Regions from separate parts of the Mus musculus genome. Here region 2 is linked to region 1. A link is a loop called in an ENCODE intact Hi-C map of the cell type or tissue named here. Cell type or tissue: gastrocnemius. All regions are shown on one strand. Each heading gives the region's core, and the rest is flanking DNA. Links, peaks and the distances in the headings are about the cores only.

Region 1 (14,952 bases), core at 2,220-10,219:
GTACCCCTCTCCAAGGGGCCGTCTTGAGAACTCACAGAACGCCTTTTACTGAACCTGCGTGTCTGCTTTCGCGTGGAAGGGGAGGAGCACATAATGCAAATAAGCCTCGCGTCCCGGACCAGCTCACTTCTTGGGCAGTGCGTTCTAAGCCTCCTGTCAACGTGCGGTTCGCGCACGCGCAGTCTCCTCGGCCGGGCCGCTGTCACGTGCCCAGCGGGCGAGGCGGGGGCGGGGCGTCGCGGGCGGTGGGGGGCGGGGTATGGCGCGCTGCGAAGCGCAGGGCGGCTGGCACAAACGGCGGCGCCGAGGCCGGAGGAAAAAGCTCGGTGAGGAGGTCGCGCGAAGGGAAAGACCCGGGGAGGAGAAGGAGTCTGAGGCCCGGTGGCCGGGCGCGGGCGACGGGGCTGGAGGCGGGAGCGCGCGCGGGCGGCAGCGACCCCACGCTAGGGCGTTGGGGGTGGGGAAGGAAGCGCGCGCCCGGCGCGGTGGGGCGGACCATTGGGGGCCACGGGAGCGCGCAATAACCACCAAGGGGAGGGGCCGGGCCGAGGCGGCCCCGCCTCAGTCACCCGGGGCGTCCCGCGGCCCCTGGGTCCTGGCGGAGGGGGTTGGGAGGAAGGCAGTCGGGTCGGACTCTGCTCTCGGGCTCCCTTCCGTCAGTCCGTCCGTCTGGCAGGACCTCCCTTCCGGCTGGGTGTGTGTCGGGCCCCAGTAGGCTTCCTCCCGTAGGGCACAGGTCGACCCCACCGGCCCTCCCGCTCCCCTGCCGTCTTGTTTTTCTCCCTGTTCTCTTTGTCCCTGGACTCCCGGTTTTCCCCGCCTGCCCTGGCTCGTAATCTTCCACCCAGGCGATTAGGTTCCCGCGAATGTTGCGCGGTGGCATTGCCCGTTGGTTCCCCACAACCCTGACTTTACCCTAGATTCCACACTCCCGTTTTCTGTGTCTCCTCCCTCCTCATCTCTCTGAGTCTCTATAGAAACCTCAGGCAGGTACCTTGTATTTTCCACTTGCATCGTCGCTTTTCGTCCACAGATATCTGTCTCCCTATCACCTTCCTCTCTGGGCCGTCATGCAACGTTCTCTGCACTTTCTCTCTATTACTCTTTATGCCAGACATTCCCTCTCAAATTCCCAAGTTATATGCCCCATGTTGTCTCCCTGTGTGCGTGTGTGTTTGTTGTGGCCCAGTCTGTCATCTACTTCCTGCTGGTACCATCCCCACCCCTTCCCACCTGCTCGTCTCTTGACTTCTTTTAAGTTCTTCCTTTTCTCTTTTCCAGCCACCCCCATCAGTCCCTTCTCAAGCTCCTAGAGACAACTGTGGACTTGGGGACCAGCGAGCACCCCCAGAGCACTAGAGGAGCCCCTGCTGCCTGCCCTGCCTCACCCTGCCCCACACGAGGCCCAGCGGCCCCGGGCTGCATCAAGTGGAGGAGGAGGAGGCGGAGGAGGGTGGCACCATGGGCCCGGGCCGTGCCCTCCATGCCCGGGGGATGAAGACACTGCTGCCATGGACAGCCCGTGCCAGCCGCAGGCCCTGAATCAAGCTCTCCCTCAGTTGCCAGGGTCTGTGTCAGAGTCCTTGGAGTCTAGCCGAGCCAGAATGGGGGTGGAGAGTTACCTGCCCTGCCCTCTGCTCCCGGCCTATCACCGTCCAGGAGCATCTGGGGAGGCCTCGGCTGGCAATGGGACCCCCAGAACCACAGCCACTGCTACTACGACCACTGCCAGTCCCCTGCGGGAGGGCTTTGGTGGGCAGGATGGTGGTGAGCTTTGGCCACTGCAGAGTGAAGGTGCTGCTGCGTTGGTCACCAAGGAGTGCCAGCGACTGGCGGCCCAGGGTGCCCGGCCTGAGGCCCCCAAACGGAAGTGGGCCAAGGATGGTGGGGATGCCCCTTCACCCAGCAAGCGACCGTGGGCCAGGCAAGAGAACCAGGAGGCCAAGGGGGAAAGTGGTATGGGCTGTGACAGCGGTGCCAGCAACAGCAGCAGCAGCAGCAGCAACACTACCAGTAGCAGTGGCGAGGCAAGTGCTAGGCTGAGGGAGGAAGTCCAGCCCTCTGCACCTGAGCGCCTGGCCCTGGACTATATTGTGCCTTGCATGCGGTACTATGGTATCTGTGTCAAGGACAACTTCTTGGGGGCAGTACTGGGTGGCCGTGTGCTGGCTGAGGTGGAAGCCCTGAAGTGGGGCGGGCGTCTTCGTGATGGGCAACTAGTGAGCCAGCGGGCGATCCCACCGCGCAGCATTCGTGGGGACCAGATTGCCTGGGTAGAAGGTCACGAGCCAGGCTGCCGGAGCATTGGTGCCCTCATGGCTCACGTGGACGCAGTAATCCGCCACTGTGCAGGGCGGCTGGGCAACTACGTCATCAATGGGCGCACCAAGGTAAGGCACTTTTCTGGTGCGTGCCTGATGCTGTGGCATGGGGGTCTGGAGACAATCCTCTGCGGGTTATGTAGCAGGGTGTAGGCACCTCCGTCAGAGGGGCTACAGTTACCTCCCTCCAAACTTTGAGTTTTGTACCAGAAATAGTTCAGCCCGGGGTGGTGGTGGTCCTCGACCTTGGGAGACCCAGAGCCCCTGACTGTCCAGACTCTCCTTAGACCACGGGTAGTGAAGCTGGCACGCAGATGGCAGAACCAGAAGGCGGAGGGAAGGCTGGCAGTGTCGAGTTAGCCTAGGCCGAGGATGGGGTGCTGCCTGTCTAGTTGAGCACGGAGCCTGGCCTCCATTCTGCCCTGTGAGCCTACTCTTGGAGCCAGGAGCACCAGGAGCAGCTTCCCAATGGTGACACTGGGTGACAGTGTGCTCGCGCAGGTAGAGCACTTGTCAGGCTCTTTCCCACTCTTCCCCGCCCCAGTCCCTGTTCTCTGTTCTCTGACTGTTTGTCACTTCCTACCTGCATGTCTCTGATCTCTTTCCTTGACCCTCTGCCTTTATATTTTTCTCCTCTATGCCTCCTTGTTGCAGAACAGTAGTTCTTAATGCTTTTGAAGTCAGGGCTTTTCGGATAAATCTGCTGAAAGCCGTAGACCTTCTTGGGAAAGGTGTACATTTAGTGGGCAGTTGTCAGGAGCCGACTGGACAGACAGTGACCTCCACGGCCTTTCTAGTCTGTTGACATACCTGTTTTCTTCATGGAAGGGTGTGTGAGTCTGAGGCTTGGTGTGATCTGAATACAGTCCGTTGAGAGAGTGCCTGCTGCAGGCTGGTGGTCTTACGGACTGCGCTCTGCCCTAATGGTGCCCTCCCATATCTCCACGGCCCTATCTTGGGTTCTGCCTCAGTACAGCTTTCTTTTCCGACTGGAACTGGCTTGGGCACCATGGCCCCTGCCTCCCATCCCCCAGGCCCAGGTCTGTTTCCTCCCCACCCCAGCTGGAACCTGCCCTACTTCCATCTCCCTCCTGTTACTTGATAGCTGAAGAGCCTCCCTGGGTTTGGCTTCTGTGCAGGCAAGATCGGTGTTGCTTCCCCAGCTCAGCAGCTTTGCAGGAGGGAAGTCAGTGGGGACACCAGGAGAGCTGAGCACCCAGGGACTGGGACATAGCTTTGTAGCCTCAGAGGATGAGAAAGCTGGTTCAAGTGCCTGGCTACTCAAGCAATTTGGGAAAGCAATTTAAAGGGATAGGTGGGGCCTCCTCCCACCTGTGTTAGTGACAGGACCTGAGCTAGGACTGTGGAGGGCTAAGAGTCAGGTTCTTTTAAGTGGCTCTTATCCCTCGGGAGGAAAGAACAGGTCAGATTGGTCAGAGGGACAGAGGGAGCTATAGCCCAAGCACTCTACATGGCAACTCCATGCTCTCCCACTTACAAAGGAAGGGCCACATGTAGCCTCCCTTACTGTGTTCGAGAGTTGTGACTGGGGGGTATTGAAGTGATCTGAGGCAGTGGCAGTGAGGAGACCGGCCAGAAGTGTGGCCTTGACCAGTAGTAACCTAGCCTAGGTCATTCCTGAGCAGAGCTCTTCCTCTGCCTTTCCCTTCCCTTCTTTCCCTGTCTCTTCTCTGTGGACTTGTAGCTGGAGGAATTGACTGGCATCAGGGTGAGCAGAGGGATCCCCAGGGAGGGTCCAGCTAGTGTAGTTTGCCCCTTTAATTGTAGCTTGGAGGCAGGGCCTGCTGTCTGACTGAGTCACTGGCTTCTGATAATGCTGTGTGTGGCATGGTATGGTCCTTGGTACATTATTCCAATAGCGGTGATTCCGGCATCCTGGAGAGTAAGTTTCTTTGTCACTCTACTGCTGTCCCTGTGGTTGAAACTTTTCCTTGGGGGGGGGGGCGGGGTGTCGCTGTTGAGAGCAGCACTTTGATACTGCAGGTAGAACCCTGGGTACTCTGGCTTGGCCCAGAGCTTCTTGGACAGCCACCTAGATGCTGCGTCCTGAGCAGTAGTGAGGTGAGACAAGTCCACCAGAGACCACCACATAGACACTCTTAAAGCCCAAAAGGTTTCATTGCTGCCTGTCAGCTGCGTGCAGAGCTTGCCTAGATCATGCAACCCTGAGCCTTACAGCTGTGTGTCTTTTATGCACAAACAGCATGTTCTGGTTGGCACATTTCAGTTTAGAAAGAAGCAGAACTACAGAAGCCAAGACAGAAGAGCAAGGTTGGTGCATTTAGGATTTTCTTGGAACCATGGGCTACATCTTTGTTCTGTTCTGACAGGTATTGGGTCTCTTATATGCTAGGTTTTGAGGTCAGGACAGTTCCCCTAACATGATGCTAGTTGTGCTAAGGTCTAGGGACCTGTTAAAATAACACAGACAGGATTGCAGGCTTTGAGGTGGGGAGAAGGTAGGTGTGTTGAGGCTTGGAGCAGAGGGAGAGTCAGAACTTGCAGGCCGGTGGTCTTGGCCCTATGGTGGGGATTGTACTTTTCCGGGTGTGTAGTGCTGTGCGGGGATTGATTAAAGGTAGTACAGCACTGTCTGCTGTCCCCATCAGTTCGAAGAACCTGCTTGAGCCCTGATTGGATTTCCAGCTCAGGAGGCCTTGCCCATCTCTAATCAGTGACTCATTGCTTCCAAGCCACCAGGCCATAGCCACATGCTTTCCTCCCAGTGAGTGGTTGCCTAGAGGGCCATCCCATCTGCAGAAGTCATGCAGGGAAGACTTGCCCTCCTGAGCTCAGAGGCCAGGTTTTCTCCCTGGGGACCTTGTCACTTACTGTACCCTGGTAGTGAAGCTCATTACTGCTGTGTGGCCTTACTAAGGCTCTTTCCCAAAGTAGGGTGTGTGCTGGGTCGGGTGTATAGATGGGATGCAGGGAGGGCTTCAGTGTGCCAGCGGGGTGAACCCTGGGGTCAGTGGGTAGAGGAGAGTCTTGAGAGGAGGATGTAGGGCTGAAGTAACCTTCATGGAGTGCTGGGTAAGCCTCCTATTTCAGCAACACACATTGATGGGTCTGATTAGGAGTGGTTTTCTATGGTTGTCTTGTTGGGCTAGGTTGGACCCAAAAGTGTAGCTGAGCATTGTCAGGGAACCCCAGCTTGCAGAGTAGTACCTGAGTGGCAGGATCAAGAGAGATGGTTGCTGACTGGGCAAAAGCCAAAGGGTTCTCATGCTAACTACTTCACTTTGCTTACTGTGAACTCTCCCAATGGAGTTGCACTGGGGCGACTCTGACTTTGTAACGTTTCAGCTTGTGCTTCAGTTCTCTGTCCTGGAGCAGCAGGCGCTGTATCTTTGCAGATGCACACAATTTAGTTCAGTTCTCAGCATCCTGTCAAGTGGCGTTACCTCGAGTGGGGAACTTAATTTCCTTCCCCAGTGCCACAGCTCATTTGGCTACAGAGACTTGGCCCTGCATATTGGGTCTGCAGAGGTGGCTGGGCCTTGTCTGTTAGCTTCCTGGTAACAAATACCCTCAGGCCCTGGCTGTCTGGTTGAGAGACAGGGAAAATCTGGAACCCTAAGGCAGCCCTGTGCCACAGACATGAGACCTGGTGGAGGCCTGCCTCTGAGATGTTGTTAATGGGCGGTGCTTATCAACTCCATTTTACAGAGGGGTAGGTGAGGCCTATTGGAGGACTGGGGATGGCAGCAGTGTGCAGCATGCTTGGAGCTGGAGTTCTAGGTCAGGTTCCTGTCCTATATTCACGGGACAGATCCTGTAGCTGGAGACTGTAGTCAAGTGTGGTCAAGTCAGCATGACTTCACAGTGGAGTCACCTGAGAGAACCTTGAAAAAAAAAATCTAGGCTGTACCTTCTTCGAACCCTAACAGAACTAACTCGAAGAGGCTCCAGACTCAAGGAGCCTCCATATCTCAAAACTTAGGAGATTCTGTGCTCTCACTGAGTACTTGAAGCCAGCCTTAAAGCTTGCATGCTTAGTGCTGGATCACAGGTGTGTACCACACACCACTACACATGGCTAAGGTTAGGATCTCTCTAACAAGCACAAACCATCATTTACACATTGAGTCCCTCTGGTTCTAGAGTGGGGATGGAGGTGGGAGTGTGGCTTGTTGAAGCAAAAGAGCTTAGATTTCTGTGAACTTGAGGATGGAATCTGGCTGAAGGAGGACAAAGGTCTCTTGGGTTGGAACTCCCTCTGCCTGGTCTCAGTAAACCACCTTTCTCCATTTCTACCAGGCCATGGTGGCGTGTTATCCAGGCAATGGGCTCGGGTACGTGAGGCATGTTGACAATCCCCACGGCGATGGGCGCTGCATCACCTGTATCTATTACCTGAATCAGAACTGGGATGTTAAGGTAGGGTTTGGGGTTGGGATGGTATGCTTATGTTCCAGCTGGGATCCTGCCCTCCACTCCTCAGCTCACAGGGCAGTGACATCTGCTGGCTCCTCTTTAGCTGACTGTGGGCCCTCCCTCTTTTCCGGGAATGGTGCCGTCTGCTTAGCCCCACCCAGACTTGTACATTCTCCCCCTTTTCCTGTCTTTAGTAGCTTCCTGCCCATCTCCATGGCAATGTAGACTCTGGGCTGTCATTCATTTTAAGGGCCTGAGTGTTGGGAGGGAGTGATGTGTGCTGGCGCTGCGCCCCCTGGTGGGCACATGGGTGCGGTGTAAGACAGGCTACAGGCTTCACCAGTAGACTCATCTGGCCTGCCCCCAGGTGCATGGCGGCCTGCTGCAGATCTTCCCCGAGGGTCGGCCAGTGGTAGCCAACATCGAGCCACTCTTTGACCGGTTGCTCATTTTCTGGTCTGACCGACGGAACCCACATGAGGTGAAGCCAGCCTATGCCACCAGGTATGACCTGTACTTTAGGGATTGTCCAGCTGCTTCCCCTGTGCCAAACATTTCTTAGCTTGTCCCCAGTCCCCAGAGTTGACAGGGGAGTGATGAGATGCTGAGAGGGCCTAAGTGGGACCTGCAAGGGTGGAGGTGTCAGCTGAGGTGGCTCTAGAATGGCAGAAAAGTCATTCTGACTGCCCAATTTTTCAGGTACGCCATCACTGTCTGGTATTTTGATGCCAAGGAACGGGCAGCAGCCAGAGACAAGTATCAGCTAGGTACGTGCTTTCTTCCTTTGTCCTTCCTAGTCCCTGTGTGCTGCCAGGTCCTTAGCCTTTCTTACCCCCTTGGGTGCTGAGAGTGGTTCCCAGGGCCTTTGCCACACTAGGCCAGCACTGCCGCCAGCCCGCTCCCACAGGTCTTTCTCACCAGTCCCTTTGCCCAGTTCTTGCCTACTTTCCTGGTATCCCCTACCTGAGACCCATTTTTTTTTTTTTTCTGTTAATGTTCTCCCCATCTTCGCAGGTTTCTTTTGGCTTCTTTGTCCCTTCCTAGTGATTCACAATTTCTTGTCTTCCTCTCATCCTCAGCATCGGGACAGAAAGGTGTTCAAGTACCAGTATCACAGCCAACTACACCTACCTAATGGCCAGCCCCAGAGCTGCGTGGACCAGCAGCAGCTCCTGCCTCAGTGCCCGCTCCTTTCCTGCCACTGCTGCTGCTTCTGGCTTGCCTCTGTACTGTGTGGTGTGGAGGGCACTAAGTATCACTGAGGAGCAACAAGGAGAGACCTCTGCTGCCCCGTGAGCGAGCGGTGCTGGGTTTTGACCTGGGCAGTGGCCAGTGTGGCTGGCGGTCATGACTGGTGGCTGTGTCTGGTCCGTTGAGTGTAGAGCTGAGAAGAGGCAGGATTTGGGGTTGAGGTGAGTCATGGCCTCTTGCTGGAAAGGTGTGTTGGGGTGTGGGTGTCATCTCACCCTCGTCCCCACTCCTCCGGCCTGGAATGTGAAGTGACTCCCCAGCCCCTTTGGCTGTGGCAGTGTATGGACTGGGCTGCCACTGTCTGGGCAGAGTAGGGTGCCATGACGAGCATGGGTATGGAGGTTCTGCCAGCCAAGAAATAAAAGTTTACCTCAGAGCTGCACACACTTGTATTCCTCTCTGTAAAGAGATTTACACATACAGTTAGGGCAGGTAAGGATATCAGGGCCACTGAGATCACCAGTGAAGCCCAAGCTCAGCGGGCCACCAAGCGGAGCTGGAAGGCTGGGGGCACATTACCCAGACCAGTACACTGTGGGTTAAGGTTGATGTTGGCAGGACTTCCCACAGGGAGCAGGGAGAACTTCTGCAGGATAGCCGTCAGGAAGAGGAAGATCTCGGAACGGGCTAGGCCAGCACCCAGGCACATCCGCTTTCCTGTGGGTGTGGGTGCAGGTGTGGGATGAGCAAGCCCCTGCCAGTCCCCCAGTGCTAGCCACTCAGGTCCCCTCCCTCCTACCCCAGACCTAAGGCAAAGGGCATGAAGGCATCGTTGTTCTGGAACTCGCCATGGTCATCCAGGAAATTGGTGGGATTGAAATGGTCAGGGTCCTTGAATTGGGTGGGATCCCGGTGTGCAGACACAAGTAGGGGAATCACGAATGTGCCCTGTGGGTAAAACAGTGTGACCCACAGACTTGAGTGTGAGCCCCTCACCCAGACTCTTTCTGTTGTTGGCACCTAACACAGGGCCCTGCGGTGCTGGGCAAGTGATCTCACATAGCTACACCCCAGCCCCTAAGGTGGTTGGCAGAGCCTGGGAGGGAGCCCCAGGTACTGGTTGTGTTAGCCCTCACCGAACCTAGTCTCTGAATTGTCCCCTTCTCCCCAGTGCAGAATTCCCAGGCTCCATGTGCACCTTGTGCAGGAAGTGGTTCTTGAGGTTTACGTCTCGGGTGAGGGCCCGGGGCAGCCCCAGTGGTAGCACACTGATGAAACGCTGGATCTCATGTAGCACCGCATTGGTGTAAGGCAAGCGGGCACGGTCCTCTATTCTAGGGGCCCAGGTCCGACCTACAGTGGCGTCCAGCTCCTCTTGCACCTTGGCTGCGGTCATTGGAGGCTTTGAGTTGTGCTTTACTGAGATCCCACCCCAGCCACCCTCTCTTCACTTAGGGGGAGGGGAGGGATGGACCCAGTTCTCAAACCTGCCACCTCAGGGTACTTGAGCATAATGAGGAGCCCATAACGTAGAGTAGTGCTTGTGGTTTCAGTGCCACCAAAGAAAAGATCGTGAGTAGTCATCACCAGTGTCTCATCCTGGAAATGGCTTTCCAGGTCCTGCTGTTCCTGGGAATGGACAGAGGTGCTCTAATGCCTGCTGCTTGGCAGGGTGGGTATGGTTAAGGGTAGCAGGGACTGGTACCTTATCCATTTGGTCGAGGAAACAATCAATGAAGTCACGGGGTTCCCCAGTCTGTCGTGACTGCCAGTGCCACTGAATTTGCTCAGAGATGAAGAGTCGGAGCTCTTGGAAGTTTTTAAATATTCGGTTGTGGGGCCCAGGGATCCAGTCCATGAAGGATGGGAACATATTATATATCTGGAGAGACAGGGTTCTCTCCTTTCCTCTGCTCCACACCTCTCCTCCCCTCCCCTCTCCTTTTCCTTCCTTCCTTCCTTCCTTCCTTCCTTCCTTCCTTCCTTCCTTCCTTCCTTCCTTCCTTCCTTCCTTCCTTCCTTCCTTCCTTCCTCCCTCCCTCCCTCCCTCCCTCCCTCCCTCCTCTCTCTCTCTCTCTCTCTCTCTCTCTCTCTCTCTCTCTCTCTCTCTCTCTCTCTCTCTTATTCCCACTATCCTTGGCTAACCTGGAACTTTATATGTAGACCAGGCTGGCCTCAAATTAGATTCTCCTGCCTCTGCCTTCCCAGTACTGGGATCAAAGGCATGTGCCATCATACCCTGCTGAAATGGTCTTAATAGGGCCCTGGACAAGGCCATGGTTTCTTTGTGGAAAAATTAAATCAGGACTTTGTGTGTTGTAGAACTTTGTCATTAAATCTGTAGCCACTGTAGGTAGGGCTATGCCCCTGGAATTTGGCACAAGGCTGCATGTAAAATGAGAAATTGGAGCCCATCCTCTCACCTCAGCCCATCGGGAACTCATGATACAGAAATTGTCACTGAAGAGGTTTAGGAGCCTCCGGAACTCTGGGTCCCCATAGTCATAGCGCTTTCCGAAAACCACAGTACAAATGACATTGGATACAGCACTATCCAGTAGCTGCTGGGGGTCAAATGGAGCTCCTGGGGGGTGAGAGCAGCTCTGAGTAATCAAGCTGTGGTCCCCTAAAAGTGACATTTAGTAAGATCTGCAGAGGAGACCCTCGTCCTCAAGCCTCTAGCACCCTCACACAGAAGCTGTGTCCCTCCTCCACATAGCTCCATCCATCCCCCCCTTCCCCCCCACCCCCGACCCCAAACCAGGTGGTTATGCTTTCCCTGCCAGACCACACCCATGGTAGCTTGAAATTCATCCAGCACACATGCTGCCTCCTCCAGGATGCGATCCTCAATGGTACTCCTACCCACGCCAAGCTCCCTCAGCACTCCAAGTGCAAAGTTGCGAAGCGAGTGCCAACGCGGCCCGTTAGAAAACACTATGCCTACAGTGGGAACCAAAAAAAAAAAAAAAAAGAGTTGGCCACGCTGGGCCTAGTCGCTCGCTTCCTTGCCGCTCTAAGGATGACTTCTTACTGCTTTGCACTTCCCAGACCATATGCCAAGCACCTCAGCTGAAACCACGCAGCCTGACATCTTTGAGGGTAGGATCCCTGACCAGCTCTTAGGGCTTAGGAATTTAGGCTGCTATTGGTTACATTGTGAACCTCTACTGGACCCCAGGCCTAATAGCTCGTCCTCATTAGCACCATTCTTTATTAGGCACCTCCCATTTTGCTCGGCTTCACTGGTCCTTAGACCAAGTTGAGGGGTCTAGTACTCACTTCCACCCACCCTGGGCCTCACCGTTTCCGCAGGTGAAGCGATCGAAGACAGCCATGGCCCCGCGGCCGGAGAACGCATCTGCTTGCAGTACTAATGCATCTCGGAGCGCCTCATAGCCGCACAGCACCACTGCAGGGAGCGGGCCCAGCCATACAGTGAACACTGGGCCCCAGTGGCTGGAGAGCTATGGGAAGTGCCATGGAGACCTCAGAGCTCTCATCTTCCTTAGATCCCAAAGTTTCCGTCTCATGCCCTCATTCTACAGGTCTAGTTCTAAACCGCCCCTCACTTTTCAGACCCTGGAGTCTAGGCATCAGCTCTTAGACACAGGGGTCCAGGCCTCACTGTCCTCCCTCAGACACAGGGGACCAGACTCCAGCCTTCCTCCCTCAGACACAGGAGTCCAGGCTCCCAATCCTGTCTCTTCAGTGAACTGGGATTTCTACCCCTCTTCTGGCTGGGCACAACAGCACCTTCATAAATCCACCTCCCCCAACCCACAGTAGAAGCTACCTCCATGAGCACACGGTCCAAGTCTCCAGACTGTAGTTGTAGCAAGTTCCCCAGCAACGGGAGAGGTGCGGGCCCTGGGGGTAAGTCTTTCTGCATCTGAGCTTGGCGGCGGACCACCCCACCCCACCAAAGCAACAGCATTAGAATCAGCAGCAGCAGCAGCAACGCCAAGCAGGTGACCATCCTGTCTAAGATCCTCAATGTGCGGTGGCAGTTGAATTGACAGGGGATTTAAGGGGCAGGGGATTGAAGCAGGGCGGAGACTAGTGTGGGAGGTGCAAGAGTTTGAGACTTCTCTGTTCCTCGAATGCCTAACCCTACATCCCCACTCAGCTTCTAACTCTCATATCTATTTTCCCTGAGACTGTGTGTGTGTGTCCGCGCACGCGCACGCGCACATCTCCCCCAAGTCCCCTGTACCTATAAGACCTGTTCTTAGTCCCCCAGCTGTTTCTGGGGGACTGTTCTGGACAGTACCTTCAAATGCCAGACAGGTCTACCTCCTGCTTCCTGAGTATGCTCCTGACTCCTAAAGACACCATTGACATTGTAACATCACTGGCCTGGCACTCCTGGGCTCTGTGCCTTTGGTTCCTAGGAATTCACACCTGGGACTTTATCACTTCTGTTACTTTTCCTTTTTCTTTTTATAAATAACTGTGGGGGGCTGGTGAGATGGCTCAGTGGGTAAGAGCACCCGACTGCTCTTCCGAAGGTCCAGAGTTCAAATCCCAGCAACCACATGGTGGCTCACAACCATCTGTAACAAGATCTGATGTCCTCTTCTGGAGTGTCTGAAGACAGCTGCAGTGTACTTACATATAATAAATAAATAAATCTTTAAAAAAATAAATAAATAAATAAATAAATAACTGTGGGAAGCCGCAAACGCCATTACAAGATGGCGCTGGCTACCACTGGCCACCACCCATGAATTTGGGTAAACAACCAATGTGCGCATGTGCATAAGAGTTTTTTGCCGAGTCACTGCCTGGCCCGACGCATATTAATGAGGTACTGGTAGCATAACCAATCAGGTATGGACACGTCACTCCTAGGCCTATATAAACAGCGCCATTTCTTGGCTCGGGGTCTTTCGCCTATGCAGTCCATGCTCTCCCAATAAACTTGTTGCAGAAGGATCCTGTTGTGGCGTCTCACTTGCTGGCGAGTCGGGTGTCCCACAAATAACCTTTATTTTATTGTATAAGTGCTTTGCTTACTTGTAAATCTCGGCACCACACGTGTTCCTGGTGCTCAGGGAGGCCAGAGGAGGGCATCAGATCCCGTGGAACTGAAGTAGCAAATGATGCCAAGCTGCAATGTGGGTATTGGGAGTTGAACCCTGGTCCTCTAAGCCACTCTCCAATCGCCCCCCCCCCCAAAAAAAAAAAGACTGAGTCTTGTCAGGTAGTACTGACCCACCTTCAATCCCAACACTCAGGAGGCAAAGGCAAGAGGGTGGGTCTCTGAGTTCGAGGCCAGCCTGGTCTACAGAGTGAGTCCCAGAACAGCCAGGGCTACACAGAGAAACTCTGTCTTGGGGAGAAAACAAAGTGTACCCCACCCACCGTGCCTGGCTCTTTCCATTGCTCCGGAAGCCTGTCTGTTCATGGGCCTGGCTTCCCTAATGTCGCTGCTGCTCCTCCTCAGGTTCCTGGTGCCTGCCAGCCTATGGCTTCTGGATGCCGTCTCACATGCATCTCTGCTTACACCTTGCCCCAGACTCAGGTCAACTCTATCCCCCTGGTTTTCATGCCCTGCCAAGGTCTCAGGTCTGTTACTACACCCCCTGGTCTCCACAGCCCTCAGGAGGGACACCTATCTGAGACTAGGGCACAGGCTGGAGGGGCCCACTCCTGCAACAGCCCCTGGGTGTGGCTGTCAGTTCTTAAGGACAGGCTGTTCGGGAATGTGGGCCACCTTCCTGCCCCCGCCTTGCCTGTTAGATCTAGTTTTCCTGCTTGGCAGGGAGCCCAGACCTGGGGAGCAAGGTAGGGGACGCTGGAAGAGGCTGGGGTTGATTCTTTTCTGGAAGTGTCTCAGCGTCCCGGCCCTGTCTTTGTTTCTTAGTCTCCCTCGAATCTCTGTGTTCCACTGTTCTCTGTACCTGCTTATTTCTATTACCCTCTGCCTCAGTCTTAATTCTCTCTCTTTCTCTCCTTCACCCCCCTTCCCCAACATGACTCTTTCCCTCTCTGTATGTCTCTAGGTCTGCAGTTTTATTTTTTGATCTTGATTTTATTTTATGTGTGTGAGCATTTTGCTTGCATGTGTATCTCTCTGTGAACCACAGGTGTGCCTGGTGCCCAGGGAGGTCAGAAGAGGTCATCATATCCCATGGAGCTATAGATATGGGTGGTTGTAAGCTACCGTGTGAAAGCCAGGGCCTTGAACCCTGGTCTATAAGAACAAGTACTCTTAACTCCTGAATCATGTCTCCAGGACCCACCCGCCCATCCCCCTTTTTTGGTCAACCAGGGAGTCTAATTAGAATCTCTTACAGATGCACGAACAACTTAGCAGATGCTACACCACTAAAGACTGTGTCTTGTCCTCTCCCAGCAGCCATTAGTCTCCTGTAGATCTTCAGGGAGGGGCAAGGCCTTGTGAACTCCTTCAAAAGCAGGGGTTTCTCCCCCCCCCCCCCGCCAATTAAAAAAGCGTTGGATGTGTTCATGTGTGTGCTTGTGTGTGTGCGTGTGCATGAGTGGAAACGGGAGGCCCACGTTGGGTGTCTTTTCTCAATTGCTTTCCACCTAATTTCTTTTTTTGTGAGACATAGTCTCTCACTGAACCTTCCAGACTCAGGTAGATGGGTTGACTGGTGTACTGGCTAGTTTTGTGTCAACTTAACACAGCAGGAGTTGTCACAGAAAAAGAAGCTTCAGTTGAGGAAATACCTCCATGAGATACAACTGTAAGGCATTTTCTCAATTAGTGATCAAGGGGGAAAGGCCCCTTGTGGGTGGGACCATCTCTCAGCTGGTAGTCTTGGTTCAATAAGAGAGCAAGCTGAGCAAGCCAGGAGAAGCAAGCCAGTAAGGAACATCCCTCCATGGTCTCTGCATCAGCTCCTGCTCCCTGACCTGCTTGAGTTCTAGTCCTGACTTTTTTCAGTGATGAACAGCAATGTGGAAATGTAAGCTGAATAAACCCTTTCCTCCCTAAGTGCTTCTTGGTCATGATGTTTGTGTAGGAATAGAAACCCTGACTAAGACAGCCTTCATGTGGTTGTTGGGAATT
Region 2 (14,952 bases), core at 3,971-11,970, 1.9 Mb after region 1:
CGGGCATGGACCCTCTGATGCAGCCGAAGGCCTGCCATGGCGCGGAACCAGCGGCCGCAGGTCCCACAGTAGTAGGGGCTCTTGTTGTAGAGACCCGTGATGGGAAGGCGAGGGGCACGTGCAAAGGCCACAGGCCGAAGGTGTAGCCGCCGATGCTGCTGCAGGTTGGAGCTCTGTGTAAAGCGCTTGCCACAGTCCAGGCATTGGTAGGGACGCACTCCTGTGTGGGTCAGCTGGTGGCGGCTGAGGTTGGCTAAAGAAGCGAAGGTCTTGCCGCAGGAGTGACACTGGAAGGGCCTCTCACCCGTGTGTGTCCGCAGATGGTTGCGCACATGGACGAGCTTCTTGAAGCCCTTGCCGCAGACCCCACACCTGTGTCGGCGTTCAGGGGGGCCGTGCACCGCGCGCCGGTGCCTGGACAGCCTGGAGGCTGAGGCGAAGGACTTGGGGCATTGTGGACAGGGCAGCTGGGCAGGTGGGGGCAGGGGTGGGGGCGTGGGCTCAGCTGGAGCTGGGGAGACAGTTGCTACCCTGGTGGGGGTTCCGCTTTTCCCAGTGTGAGTTCGTCGGTGGTACAGGAACTTGGTCATGTTGCTGAAGGTCTTGCCACAGCGACAGCGGTGCAGTGGGTTGGCAGTATGGGCCCGTCTATGGGCCACAAGTGTGAGCTCAGTGCCAAAGCCACGGCCACAGTCCACACAGAGATAGCGGGCTTCCCCACGGTGCAGCCGCTGGTGCTGCTCCAGAGAGGCCGCCTTCTTGAAGACCTTAGAGCAAGTGGTACACTCATGGGTGCCACCCACGTGGGCCCGGCCGTGAGCCACCAGCCGGTTCGCTGAGCTGAAGCTGCGCTGACACTGGCTGCAGTGGAAGGCATGGGTGGCTGAGGCTGGGCCGTGAGATGCCCTTCGGTGTTTGTGGCGTGCCCCTGAAGAGGTACAGTGCTGTGGACAATCCCCACAACTCTGAGCAGAGTCAGCCGTGGACTTGTTGCTTCCCGTGTCATCAGCAGTGAGTTCTGAGGATGCTTCCTCCTCATCAGTCTCTTCATCATCGTCGTCTTCCTCCTCCTCCCCTTCTTCCTCATCTTCCTCCTCCTCTTCTAACCCATTGTGCTCTTCTTTCTCCAGGGAGTCAAAGTGGGTGCCCTGATGCTCCAAGAACTCCTCAGGGGTGGCACAGAGGGTGGAACACTCAGGGCACTCGTAGGGTTCCATCTTGACTTCTGGTGGTGGTGGTGGTGGTGGTGGTGGTGGTGGTGGTGGGGGTGTTGGGGGAGGCAAAGGAGACGGTGGCTCGTCCGCTGCACTGGAAAGGTGCTGAGTTTTGCGATGAGCTACCCACAGCTCAGGTGAAGGGAAGAGCTCTTGGCAGTCTCCACACTGGTACTGGATCTGGCTTGCAGACTCCTGCAGGTGGGCATCCTGGTGGGCAAGGAGCTCGCTGGGAGAGAGGATGAGCTGGCTGCATTCACCACACTGGAAGGGTCCTTCCCCAGTGCTAGGCACTAGCTCAGGCTCCAGGCCTGCATCCTGGGTGGTCAGAGTCTCCTCCTCTGACATGGTGAGCAGGTGTTGTTCCTGGTGGGAGAGGACTTCCTCCAGGGTGTTGTAGAGGCTGCCACACTCCGAGCACATGAACTGGTGGTGCTGGAAGAAGAGGGACGAGGCAAGGGCCTCTCCAGAGGTCATCTCAGTCACTGCTGTCGCCATCTCTGCCAGCTCTCCTGACACAGCCGTTGAGATTTCCACTGCTCCTGATGATTGTGTTGGTATCTCAGCTGCCTCTGCCACCATCTCTGCCATTATGGGGAAGGCAGTGCCTGGAGAAAGAAGGGCAGAAGCCAGTGGCACACCAGGAACCCAAGGGGAGTGTAGGATGTCTCAGGTGTTCCCTAGCTCATTCCACTACTCACCAGTCTGTCAGTCAAGTTGTAGCTAAAGGTTTATGCCTCAGCCTTTCATGGTCTCACGTCTCTGAGTCTGTCGTAGCCACTATAGTCAGGTATCTGTAAGACAGTATGGACACCCTGCAGCCTGGCCTCTAACTCTGCCCTCTCAGAAGCCCACACACAAACATTCCCATTCCCTCTCCGTCTCTGAGCTTTCTGGCCCCTCAGCCTTTACCCATGCAAGTTCCTCTGTGTAACACCTTTCCTCCGCTCCTGTAGCCCCACAGCAAAGCATTTAAGGGAACAGCGGGGACTAGACTTCCCTCAGCTTGAGTCTGAGCTCTCCCACTTTACCTCCTCTCCCTTGAGATCAATTTTCTCACCGGTAAAATGGAACTAAAGTCAGACTGACCACAAGGCCTACGGCAGGCCAGGCACTTGGTTAACAAACACCAATGCTTGGGTTTGTTTGCAACCTAGGCTGGCCTCAAACTCACTGGGCAATAGAGGGTAGCTTTAGAGCGACCCTGCCTCAGCCTCCCCAGCAGTGGGATTCTGTATGTGTACTTCCACACTTAGCCCCAGGGATACAAAACTCTCCAACCTGACAGTCCAAGTCCTAGGCTTTTAGTCTGGTCTCAACCTAATCCAACCCCTTTCACACAACAGGAGCCTACAGTCCATTCCATGAACCCACCTTAAGCCTTCTGCTCCAAGACCTACAATTTAAGGAGATTTTATTTACTGTTATACTTTTTTTTTAATTGCGGGGGGTGGGGGGCTGGGGGGGAGCATGTGTGTGGAGTGAGATAACAATTTGCAGGATCTGGTTCTCCCACCATGGGGCTCTGGCGTCAAACTCAGGTCATCAGGCTCAGTGCCAATTGCTTTTACCCACTGAGCCACCTTATAGCCCTACCGCCACCATTTTTTGTCATTGTTTATGTTACTGTGTGCCTGCATGCATGAACACACGTCATGGCATACATGTAGCATACAGAGGACAACTTCATGGCATTCGGAGCCCATTCTTTCCTCCCAATGGTATATGGGTTCTGAGAATTGAACTGGGGTCATCAGGGCTGCAAGGCACACGCCTTTACCTCCTGGGCCAGCAAGATGGCCCGTTTTTGTTGTTGCTGTTGTTTGAGACAGATTTTCTCTGTGTGGCCCTGGACTGTCCTGGAACTCAGATCTGTAGACTGGGCTGGCCTTGAACTCACAGAGATTCACCAGCCTCTGCCTCCCAAGTGCTGGGGTTAGAGTTGTGCGCCGCCACTGCCTTGCTGGTTCTGTTTTGTAGAGACAGTCTATGTACAAAGGCTGGCCTTGACCTCACTCAGTATGTACACGGGGACGTCTGGTTCTCAGCCTTGTTTCTTCTGCCTCCCAAGTGCCATCGGCCACTTTCCTTACCTCTTTACTTGTGCTCATGCCAGGAGCATGGAGACTTTAGCTGGTAGCCCTGGCATACAGGCTGCTCATGTACTGCTCCCAGAGGGCAGGGATCTTAGCCTCTTCACCACCGAGGTGTTTCCAGTGCCAAGAAAGGTGCCCAGCACACAGTAAATACACAGACTCATTCAGTGACGAGTTAAGGCTCCCTATAGACGATGTCCTGGGACCTTAACCATCTCTGTGCACACTACATGTCTACCCATTTTATGCATTTCCATGATACATAGCCCAGTACAAGGCCCTGTTATTAGTTGATGACCAATAAACCATTTGCAGATAAATGACTTGCTAAATGCTCAGGAACCAAACTTTCCTTATCTACCAATTCCAAATACCCCATTAAGTGCGCTCTGTTTTGAAGCATCTCATCTTGTAACCCTGGCCTATCTGGAACTCACTATGTAGGGCAGACTGGCCTCAAACTCACAGAAATCTACCAGCTTCTCCCTCCCCAGTGCTGACATTGAAAGCGGGTGCCACTACACCTGCCTGGCTCCTCATTAAGTCCGAACCAGTCCATAAAGGATTTTCTTAGAAACAATCAAATGGGCTGGGGGTGGGGGAGGTTAGCATTCTGCCTTAGTTACAGCCTCACTGCCAAGACAGAACTCCCCTGGCTTGGATCAGAGCATGCTACATGGCTTGTAGCAGGTAAGGAGCGGATGCCCAAACTTTACAAAGTATGGATGAGCTCATACACAGAAAAACATGGTGCACAGGACCCAATCCTATGTGCTCTCTGAATTTCATCCAACTCAATCCTTCCAAAACTCACTTAACTTGCACACAATCCTAATAACACTGTCCTTCTAGAAAGTAGCACAGGTATCCCGAAATGGACACTTTTCCGCCTGCATTCTTTTCCCTCCCAGTCCTACACCGTGTCAGGGGGTAGGTGGAATTCAGCTAATACCTCTGTATACGGAAAGGAGATCTAAGCACCTACACCAGGGGCCTGAAAGTTCAACTTTCCCGCTACACTGCTTTTTTCCCTCCTACCAGATTCCTCTTCTCTGCAGCGTGAGAGCCCCCTGCAGGGGTGGGGTGTGCAAGCGAGCTCAAGCTGAGGCCAGCACAAGCAGGGGATCCAACGACGCCTCTAGGGCACACAGGAAGGAGCTGTCGATCATCCCGCGCTGCTCCAGCCCCAAGCGCAGGCCCCAAGGCTCTCCGACCCTGAGCGTACCCTTCCCTCTTCCTCCACTCTCTCCTTACACCCAGCGCTCTCTTCCCCGCCCGCCCTGCGGCGCCCTCACCCATCTCTCTTACCTCCAAGCAGCCCCTGCCGCTCTTGACACAGACCCTCCACTCCAGTAGTGTAGGACCCTTCACTATCCACGCCTCCCATTGGGCGGTGCTCTCAGGAGAGGCAGCCAATCAGAGCTGGTAGCGCAGGGCACGCGCCCTCGCGCCTGCGTGTTGGGAGTCAGGCGGGGCTCCGCGAGTTTCTCCACGCAGACACCAGTGCCCTGGAGGCGGTGTCCGGGACCAGGAGAGGCGCCTGCGCAGTTCTCCGGGGCCGCTCCTTTCCTGCTGTTTGAAAATTCAGCGGAGAAAAGTGTGCATCCTTATAGAGCGAGGTCGCACAAATGAACGTGGCGGTGCGAGACTTTGACAGGTGTTATCTCGTAGCAGAAGAGACTGAGCGTTTCTGACAGCGTAACTAAAAAGCCAGACACACTTGTACTTTTCCTGCGCCGCCTCAGTTTTTGCTTACGTGCAAAGTGGACTGGAATCGCATCTCCTGAAAGGTTGTTGAAGGCATTGAATTTTGTCATACACATAAAAATGTTCGGCTCGGGGCCTGATACACCGTAGTACTCACTATAGCCCACCCATCATAGAAGCTTTACCGTTTATAAATAGCTTTCCCCTTCCTCCCATTCTTTGTCTGATTCAATGATATTCACACAGAGAGCCCATACCGTGGACTCCACTGCCATCCGTTTCACAGGTGGAAAAGCTAAGGCCCAGAAAAGGGAAACAAACAGCCAGCATTGAGCCAGAGCCTCCCGCCCCTTAGGGAGACAATTCCGGGGGTGGAAACCAGTCCTAGAAGAGACCTGTCTTAGGCACGTGCTGGCCCTGACCTTGAGTCACCTAAGTGGGGGAGGAGGAGCGACCGTCACGCTCAAGGCCTCGTGTAGGGGACATGAAGACACCCTAGCCTCCACTTCTGTGACAGGATTGCTCTCATAGGTGCAGGTTAGGAGGGGCATCTGGGTGGCTCCAAGACTCAAGAGGGCTCAGAAGCGATTGTACAAAGGCTGTTCTAACCGTGGGTGTGGTGTCTATGATAGGAGGTGCTGATGGACGTCTTCGGAATGTGCTGCACACAGGGGGTGGCAAGGTCTATTGAGATTTGGGAAGAGGTATCATTCTGCTGCTTGCGACTGGAGAATTTATAAATTGGGGCTGGGGAGCTGTATGAGCAAGAATTTCCATGTAGGATCTGAGACAGCAGAGTTGAGTTGTAGGTTTCTGGTTGCCACCAGAATGGGGCATACTGTATTACAAGTCCTGATTATGAGCCTTGAGCGCTCCAGGGAGTCGGGACCCTCGTGACTGGTTTACTTTGCGCTGACAGCTGTTGGCACTGGTCATGTGGGTGTCTAGGACGTGATCAGGAGGAAGAGGTAGTCTGTGGGATGAGTAATTCCACCAGGTCGTGTCATAGGATTCAGGGGACACACACCGAGCCTGAAACCACCATCAAGAGCAAGACACAGCGAGGTTTTGCTCTTGCGCAAGCGCAGCAAGGGAGAGTCCGGACGCTTGGGTTAGGGGCGGATCTGGAGTCCTGGAAGGGGTGGAGCTTGAGGTCTGATTCTGCGCTTGCGCTGTAGGGGCGTGGCGGTCGCACCTGCGCGAGTTGGGCGAAAGAGGAGGAGCGAGGTGACGCAGGCGTAATAATAGAGAAGGTGCCAGAAAGATCCAAAACAAGTGGCTGCGGCCGTCGCCCAGAAGTCATCGGACGCTGGAATCTGGTGAGGATAAGAGAGGCCTAAAGGTGACTGGTGAAGGGTAGCTGGAACCACTTGGGTGCTCGGGTGAGGGCAGGATCGATCGCCCTTTCAGGGAGGGGGGGTCGGATTCAGACAGTACCACCTGTGTGGCGCTCAGGGTTGTCTTGGTCGGTCCCACTTGCAGGGGGCCGAGGGTCACTTTTGAAAGGTATCACTTGAGTGGGATGTTGGAGCTAGCAGGAAGGTACTAGTGGACAGAACCCGAGGGCTATGACCGGACATTTGCCATCCGAAGTCACCGGGCAGTGGACAAGGTGCCCTGCAATGGGCCATGTAGCTCATTCGAGCTGGTCGTCTAGGTCAGTCGGTGGCAAGTTCGAAACGTACTACTCAGAAAAGGGCATCTGGGCTTGGTCCTCCCGACAGTGATGTGGACCGGTGGGGTCTAGCGTTCGACCTGTTACTATGGGATCTCGGGCGATACCATTCCTGTCCGTGGGAGGGAGAGAGGTTGAGACCGTTGAGGGTGTGGGGGGCGACTCTGCCCGGAGACACCTTGCGGGGCCCACGCTCTGGCCTCTGTGGGCTTTGAGCCACTGTGTCGCTGACCACGACCTCCTCCCCGCCGTGTGGGTTCTAGGCCCTGGTTCTGAGCTTGTTCCGCACCCCTCCCCTGGGAATGGCGTTGTCCGGGTCGACCCCGGCCCCGAGCTGGGAGGAGGATGAGTGTTTGGATTACTACGGCATGCTGTCGCTTCACCGTATGTTCGAGGTAGTGGGCGGGCAGCTGACCGAGTGCGAACTGGAGCTCCTGGCCTTCCTGCTGGATGAGGCCCCCGGCGCCCCCGGCGGCCTGGCCCGCGCCCGCAGCGGCCTGGAGCTGCTTCTGGAGCTGGAACGCCGCGGGCAGTGCGACGAGAGCAACCTGCGGCTGCTGAGCCAACTCCTGCGCGTGCTAGCCCGTCACGACCTCCTGCCACATCTGGCGCGCAAGCGGCGCCGGCCAGGTAGGGTTTGAATAGGAAGTTGCAGAAACACCTTGCTCCCTCTGGGCCCCTGTACTTCCCTGATAAGGATATACAGTCTCCCCTATTTCACAGCGAGAAACTCAACAGTGAGAGGGTATGGCTTAGGTAGAAGTGAGCTTGTGGGATTCGGCCATATCAGTAATGATTGTGGCCACTGTTTGTGGAACTTTTTATGCCAGGAAGAGACAAACCTTTCATAGGAAAGGTTTCATAGGCACTGTCACCTGACAGCCCTCCCCCGCCCCCAGGGAAAACAACAGGTTCAGAGACGCTGGGTACCTTGCAGCATGTGAGGCTACAGAGAAGTTACAGCCAAGATGCCAACTCCACGAAACTTGTATTAGTGGAGAAGTCAATTAATAGTAAATAAGGAACTTAGCTTTGGATATGGTCGTAGAGAGGGATAGAGTACCCCCAGAATGAGGAGAGGTAACAACAAAGGAATACTTTCCTAAGAAGGTGGCGTTTGAAATGGGGTGGGGGGCATGAAAATGTGTCACACGCAAAGTATATGTAGCAAGGATTCAAACCTGCCTGGCCTGTCTCCAGGGTTGAGGCCCTTGATTCTGGGGTACAAAGGGAGGAGCTAGGAGGGGAGGAGTCAGGTGCCAGGAGCCTGTAGGTGTGCTGTTGGGCTCTTTCTTGAGAGATACAGTGCAGAGGTTGGGAAGGGGGGAATTATGAGTTTTTCTGTCCCACAATAAGCCTGTGGGATTTGTGTAAGCAGAGGGGCACCTCTAGGAATAGGCTGTCTGCTTTTAGAAAAAATACTGTCTTGAGTGTCACCCTCAAGAAGCAGAGAGCCCTGCTTATATATCATGGGGCTCCAGAGTGAGCTGGAGATGGGGGCAAGTGCTATTACAGGGACCTGGGCTACTGAAAGAGGAACCCTGGCAGCTGGAGCTGTTGACACGGGTTGAACCGCCCCATGAGTACTCTGTCCTGGGAGGCCTTTGAACAACCTCTGGGCGGGAGGTGCTTGAGGAAGCGTGGGTATTTGGGTGTGACCTCTGAGCGGCTGGGTCAGGCATCCCGTGGCTGGGCACTCTTCCTAGGATGCGGGGCTGAGAGGTGAGGAAGCCGAGATAGCTTCTTCCATTCTCTTTCCCCAGTGTCCCCTGAGCGATACAGCTATGGCAATCCCAGCTCTTCTTCCAAGAGGACAGAGGACAGTTGCCGGCGTCGGCGACAGGCGAGCAGTTCTTCGGACTCTCCTCAGAGTCAGTGGGACACAGGTGAGTCTGTCCTGTGACTAATGTCCTACATCCTGGTCCATCAAGGAAATGGCCCGAAGGGTTTTGTATTTTGCGGTGTGCCTGTGTTTATTATTGCTATCGGAGGAAGGAAAAGCATGTGTCCTGAAGCAACAGGGTTGTGTCACAGGGACTCATTCAGATAGCATCAGGCTGCCTGTGACCCAGCAGTCATGGCTGGATATATTGCTAAGGCTTATTTTATGATGGATGCCTTTAACTTGTTAAATTATTGTATTCTAGTCAGTGTATACACACATGCACATCCCTATTTTTTTGTTTGTTTGTTTGTTTGTTTGTTTTTCAAAACAGGGTTTCTCTGTATAGCCCTGGCTGACCTGGAACTCACTCTGTAGACCAGGCTGGCCTTGAACTCAGAAATCCACCTGCCTCTGCCTTCTGAGTGCTGGGATTAAAGGCGTGTGCTGTCACTGCCCGGCCACATCCCTGAATTTTTTTTTATTTTTATTTTTTTATTTTTTTAAGAAAGAGCAGAAGGAAGGAAGGAGAGAGAGAGAGCGAGCACAATTTTTTTTTTTTTTTTTTTTTTTTTTTTTTGGTTTTTCAAGACAGGGTTTCTCTGTATAGCTCTGGCTGTCCTGGAACTCACTTTGTAGACCAGGCTGGCCTGGAACTCAGAAATCCGCCTGCCTGTGCCTCCCAAGTGCTGGGATTAAAGGCGTGCTTCACCACGCCCGGCTCGAGTGCAATTTTTTAAAAGATTTATTTTATATATATAAGTAAACTCAGGACCTCTGGAAGAGCAGTCAGTGCTCTTAACCGCTGAGCCATCTCTCCACCCCCTACCCCCCACCCCCTGATTTTTAATTATGTAAAACTTCAAACATTCAGAAAAGTTAAAAGACAGTACAGAGAGGTTGGAGAGATGGCTTGGTGGTTAAGGGCACTGGCTGCTCTTCCAGAGGTCAAGGGCTCATTTCCTAGCACCCACATGGCAATTCACAACTGTCTATATCTGTATGGGATCCAATTGCCTCTTCTGGTATGAAGACAGACATGCAAACAAAGCACCCATATACACAATATGAATAAATAAAGCTTAAAAAAAAGTACAGAGAATATCTTCACTTGGATTGAGGGATGACTAACATTCTATGGCGTGTGTGTGTGTGTGTGTGTGTGTGTGTGTGTGTGTGTAATTCTGAGGTTTTCATTGAGCACTTTGGAAGTATATTACAGATATCGTTAGACCTAGCTCTGAGTTAGACAGCATAATATGAGAAGATTTCTTCCTAAGAAAATGGATATTAGTTCTCTGATCTCTTCATAGTCCACTTTCCAGCCTCTTAAAATCTGTGAAGTCTCGGAGTCTGTTAATATTGTTTGATGTATATGCAGCTTAAAAATAATAGTTATTATTTTGAGGTAGAGTGTCATTCTGTAGCCCATGCTGTCCTGGAACCCACTTTGTACCCCAGACTCGCCTCTAACTAAAGCAGAGGTTCTCAACCTGTGGATTGAGACCTTTTCATAGGGGAGGCCTAAGACCATGGAAAACACAGACATTTGCATTATAATTCATAACAGTAGCAAATTACAGTTATAAAGTAGCAACTAAGCCGGGCAGTGGTGGCCTGCACATGCCTTTAACCCCAGCACTTGGGAGGCAGAGGCGGGCAGATTTCTGAGTTTGAGGCCAGCCTGGTCTACAGAGTGAGTTCCAGGACAGCCAGGGCTACACAGAGAAGCCCTTCCTCGAACCACCCCCTTCCCCCCAAAAAATGTAGCAACTAAAGTATTTCTATGGTTGGGGTCACCACAGCATGAGGAGCTGTATTAAAGGGTCTCAGCATTAGGAACGTTGAGAACCACTGACCTAGAGGTCATCCTCTTGACTTTCCCCTCTCCAGTACTGGAATTAGAGATGTGAGCCCCTGTGCCAACTGGCGTTCAGTATTTACCTCTGTAACCTCTGTAGAGTAGGAACTTTTTTTCTTGACAGACAGAGCCATCTTCCTCCCTCTCTCTGTGTGGGGCTGGACCTCCAGTATGCTGACTGCCTCTATACCACCAAACCACAACTGTGTGTGCTGGCCTCCTCCCCAGCCCAGAGTCTTCTGGTATTGTCCACCCTACAGGGTTGGTCAGTGTGAGCAATGTTCTGAGAGTCTTTCTGGTTGTCACATGCCGGTGTCACATGATGGTGTCCTGCTACTTGGTCCCCACCCCCATCCCCCCAGCATCCAGGTAGCTACAATGGGCACCATGCCTGTGCTGAAGTTTTCACCATGAATAGGGAAGTGCGGTCAGGCACTTATGGTCACATTGGCCAGATTTATACATTGGGAAGAGACTTCTTCTTTGGGGTGTGTGTATTGGTATGTGGTGGGCTTGTGTGTGTGTGTGTAGGTACACATTCACCTGTGTTCATGTATGCAGAAGTTGATACCAGGTGTTTTCCTAATTCCCTCTGTTCGCTGAGACAGGGTCTCTGGCTGAACCTAGGGCTTTCTAATAAGGTTAGTCCAGCTAGCCAACTTGCCCTGGGGAAGCCCCAGTCTATGCCTCCTCCGCATGGAATTCCAGCTGGGTCTCCCTGTCTGCCTCAACAGGCATGTGCTGATTGGCTAGTAACTTGCCTGCTGTGGTTAGTAGTGTATAAGAGAATGCTTTTTAGTGTGCTTTGCACCCAGTTGTTCCTCCAGGGCATTTAACATCCTTTTGTGAACCCTGCCTGGACCATTTGCCATATTAATGTTTGTAACTCATTTATTTGTTCATATGGTAGCTTTTTTTTTTTCTTTTACTTTTTTACTTTTTTCCTAGTAGCTGGGATTGACTGGCTTGTGCCATGAGACTGGAACAAAGAGTAATGTTTAAAATGTGTTGTTGTTGTTGTTGTTTTTAGTTAATATTTTTCTGTTTTGTGTGTGTGTGTGTGTGTGTGGTCTTAGACATTAAACCTAGGGTTTTGTGCATGTTCAGCAAGGGCTTCTATCACTAAGCTACGCCCCCAGGCCCTCAACTGGGGAATTTGAGGCAGGCGCTCTACAGTTCAGCTGTTCTACCTCTCTAATTTAACAACAGAGTATCATTAAGTAGCCCAGGCTGGCCTGAAACTCTTGAGATCCACCTGTCTCTGCCTCCCCAGTGCTGGAATTAAAGGCATGACTCACCCTACCTCCACCCCTTTGTTCTCTATCTGGCAGATGGAGTCCTTTCCAGCTTTTCTCTCCTCCCTTCTTTACTTCCAGGAATCACTGTGTAGCTACTTACTATTCACTTTGTAAATAGTCAATTAGTCATTCTGACCAAGGTTTGAATGGCTTCAGCTCTGTCTTTTGGACCTGTGTGCCTCCCTGGTTTCCTGCTTTGTGCTTTAAGATGCTCCAGGATGTCCTGGACTCACCTTGCACCTGTCACCCCCAAAGTCATCTGCTTGTCAGGGAGTCTGGCTTCTGTTAGAGACCTCAATACTTAGACACCAAATATCCATTACTGGGTGTGTAGGACACCAACTTCTCTTGGCTGGATGGGAAATTGGATGCTTGCTCTTCAGAGAAAGTGCTAGGCCTACAGTCCCTTGGACACTCAAGACATTGAGGCTTTGTTTGTTTATTTTCAAGACAGGGTTTCTCTGTATAGCTCTGGCTGTCCTGGAACTCACTTTGTAGACCAGGCTGGCCTGGAACTCAGAAATCCGCCTGCCTCTGCCTCCCAAGTGCTGGGATTAAAGGGGTGCGCCACCACTGCCTGGCAAGGTTGAGGCTTTTTTGTTGTTGTTGTTTTGTTTTGTTTTGTTTTTGTTTTTCGAGACAGGGTTTCTCTGTATAGCCCTGATTGTCCTGGAACTCACTCTGTAGACAGGCTGGCCTCGAACTCAGAAATCCACCTGCTTCTGCCTCCCGAGTGCTGGGATTAAAGGCGTGCGCCACCACGCCCAGCAGAGGTTGAGGCTTTTAAGTTTACTCTTAAGTATGTGTATATTTGGGTTTATAGACTTAGGTGCTCATCCCCAGGGAATCCAGAAGAAGATGTCAGATCCCCCTTGCCCCCCCCCCAAAAAAAAAGGTTAAGTTACTCATGGTTGGAGCCACCTCAGGAGGGCATGCTGGGAATTGAACTCAGGTTTGGCTCAAGAGCTATGTACAGGCTAACTGCTGAGCCATAGCCTGCACCCCTGACTGTTTACTGTTACAGTGAGAGTCTTGGCCGTTGGTTCTGAGATAGATTTACTTCCTTTGTTTTACCGCAGTAGTGAGGCAACACCACATTTTATCTGTAGAGGCTCGTTTGTTCCTAATGTATTCTTTCAGGGTTTGCAACAGAAGTGACATGTAAGGAGTGTTCAAGAGTGTTTTGATTTCTCTCCTACACTGTTGCAAACTGTGTTACAGTTTTTCTTCCAGTTTTTGTAAATTTTTCCAGTTCTGCTTTCCTTTAAAATCTGACTACTGGTGTATGTGTGTATGTGTGTGTGAGTATGTGTGTGTGTGTGTAAGAAACTTTGAGACAGGGTTTTACAAGGTGGCTTGGGCTTGCCTGAAACTCACTATGTAGACCACACTTGCCTTGAACGCACAGACATCCACCTGCCTCTGCCTCAAATGCTGAGATTAAAGATGTGCGCCAGCCACTAGTATGTGCTTGTTCTTGTTCTTTGCTTAAATCCAGCCGAGTTTGCAGCCACACTGTTCTGAGGCAGTGCTTCTCAGCCTTCCTACTACTTCCACCCTTTCATAGGATTCCTCCTGCTGTAGTAACCTCACACCATAAAACTTGCAACTTTGTAGCTAGTGTTGCTGCTGTTATGGATCTTAATGTGGAATCTGTGTTTCCAGGTGGTCTTCTGTGACCCCTAGCTAGGAAAGGGTGGTCTGACATCTGATGGTTGAGAACCCTTGTTCTAAGGTACCTGCCCTACTTCCTTCACCAGAATCCTGGTGGTACCAATCATGTGGGCCAAGTTCATTGTGCCCTTTGATTTTATCCTTCGTTTATGCTGCGAAGTGTATAAAACAGTTAAGTGACTGAAAGGCAAAACTGCAAGCATGTGTGTGAGAGTGTGTGTGTGTGTGTGTGTGTGTGTGTGTGTGTGTGTTGTATAAGAAACTTTGAGACAGGGTTTTACAAGGTGGCTTGGGCTTGCCTGAAACTCACTGTGTAAGCAGCCAGTTTTCGTTCTTTCTAATGTGTCCTTTCAGGGCTTCCAGCAAAAGTAAAAAATGGCTGGAGAGGAGAGTTCAGGTTCTCTCTCTCTTAGGCAAAGTGTTACAAACTGTACACTTAATTTGTCTCCAAGGCTCTTCTGTATTTCAGTTCTAAGACAAGGTTGCTGTGTAGAGCAGCCTGGCCTGTGGTTGCTTGCTTCTCACTCCCCTTAGCCTCCTGAGTATAGAGATGCAGACATTTAGGGACTATGCCTGGCTCCTGCTTTGTGTTACTGGGTTCAACAATTTACCATGGATATCATTCCTCCTTGAGAGATTGTTGCATTGTTTTTTGTTTGTTTGTTTGTTTGGTTGGTTGGTTGGTTGGTTTTTCGAGACAGGGTTTCTCTGTGTAGCCCTGGCTTTCCTGGAACTCACTTTGTAGACCAGGCTGGCCTCGAACTCAGAAATCTGCCTGCCTCTGCCTCCCGAGTGCTGGGATTAAAGGCATGCACCACTATGTCCAGCTAGACTGTTGCACTCTTATTTTGTTGATTTTTGTCTTTAAAGTACAAAGCAAAACACCGGTTTGTGTGTACAGAGCTGTGGTGCATCCCAGAGATCAAATGCAGGTCCTTAGGCCTAGTAGTAAGTACCTTTACCCACTGAGCCAGTGCGCATGTGCGTGCGCATGTGCGTGTGTATAAGAGAGAGGGGGAGAGGTTGAGCCATGTTAGATAATATACCACTGAGTTATATCCTCAGCCTCTATTTTGGGGGTGGGATGGCGATAAGCAGTTAAGGCAGGATCTCTTAGAGCTGGTCTGGCCTTGAACTCCTTATCGTCCTGCCTGTACCCCAAGTGCTGAAGTTACAGGTGTGTGCCACCATACCCTGGTTGTGGTGGTTCTAGATGGCAGTTGTCAAGCCTGTCTCCTGTTGTGAATGTGTTGGCAGTCTCTAGGGTCAGACCTGCAAGGGTGTACTGTATGGTGGTGCATGCACCCCTCTTTTAGAAGGTCCCCCCAAAGGCTCACTGCACTAAGACCTCCTCCTTCTGAGCACCCCACCTTGGCATTCCTTCCTGGTCCTAAGCTGCTGCTTCTTTGTCTTCTAGGCTCCCCACCAACCAAGCGGCAGCGGCGGAGTCGGGGCCGCCCTAGCAGTGGTGCCCGGCAGCGGCGGAGAGCAGGCCTTGCAGCCTCGCAGCAGCACCAGCAGCACCAGGAGTTGGGCAGGCCCTCC

What was found. Peaks named below come from ENCODE experiments on the same cell type or tissue, not always from the same donor. Only the 100,000 strongest peaks of a DNase experiment are listed, where the experiment ranks them.
Region 2: it touches region 1 in a loop (9-fold over the local background); 1 of 42 quality-filtered maps calls a loop at or near these places.

The regions. Positions count from the first base shown.
Region 1 is chr7:27,152,058-27,167,009 of GRCm38, reverse strand. Cyp2t4 (cytochrome P450, family 2, subfamily t, polypeptide 4) reads right to left here and starts at 13,296. Exons shown (of 10, transcript NM_001100184.1): 1 at 13,278-13,296; 2 at 11,707-11,894; 3 at 11,215-11,377; 4 at 10,704-10,853; 5 at 10,334-10,494; 6 at 9,616-9,792; 7 at 9,398-9,539; 8 at 9,109-9,296; 9 at 8,717-8,858; 10 at 8,446-8,627. The coding sequence starts at 13,296. The coding sequence ends at 8,446. It overlaps Egln2 (egl-9 family hypoxia-inducible factor 2), which reads left to right and starts at 208. Exons shown (of 6, transcript NM_053208.4): 1 at 208-326; 2 at 1,282-2,390; 3 at 6,603-6,722; 4 at 7,087-7,223; 5 at 7,419-7,486; 6 at 7,799-8,352. The coding sequence starts at 1,512. The coding sequence ends at 7,854. In gastrocnemius, for the core only: a CTCF peak has its summit at 7,017 (motif pointing left); DNase peaks (open chromatin) are centred at 2,306, 2,622 and 7,013; H3K4me3 peaks cover 4,245 bases; H3K27ac peaks cover 5,074 bases.
Region 2 is chr7:25,211,171-25,226,122 of GRCm38, reverse strand. Dedd2 (death effector domain-containing DNA binding protein 2) reads left to right here and starts at 6,264. Exons shown (of 5, transcript NM_207677.3): 1 at 6,264-6,359; 2 at 6,956-7,322; 3 at 8,456-8,578; 4 at 14,825-14,952. The coding sequence starts at 6,995. It overlaps Zfp526 (zinc finger protein 526), which reads right to left and starts at 4,698. Exons shown (of 3, transcript NM_175436.5): 1 at 4,619-4,698; 2 at 1,916-2,008; 3 at 1-1,822. The coding sequence starts at 1,805. Mir7048 (microRNA 7048) reads left to right here and starts at 8,398; the gene lies at 8,398-8,455. In gastrocnemius, for the core only: a CTCF peak has its summit at 7,161; DNase peaks (open chromatin) are centred at 4,752, 6,165 and 6,985; H3K4me3 peaks cover 3,842 bases; H3K27ac peaks cover 4,030 bases.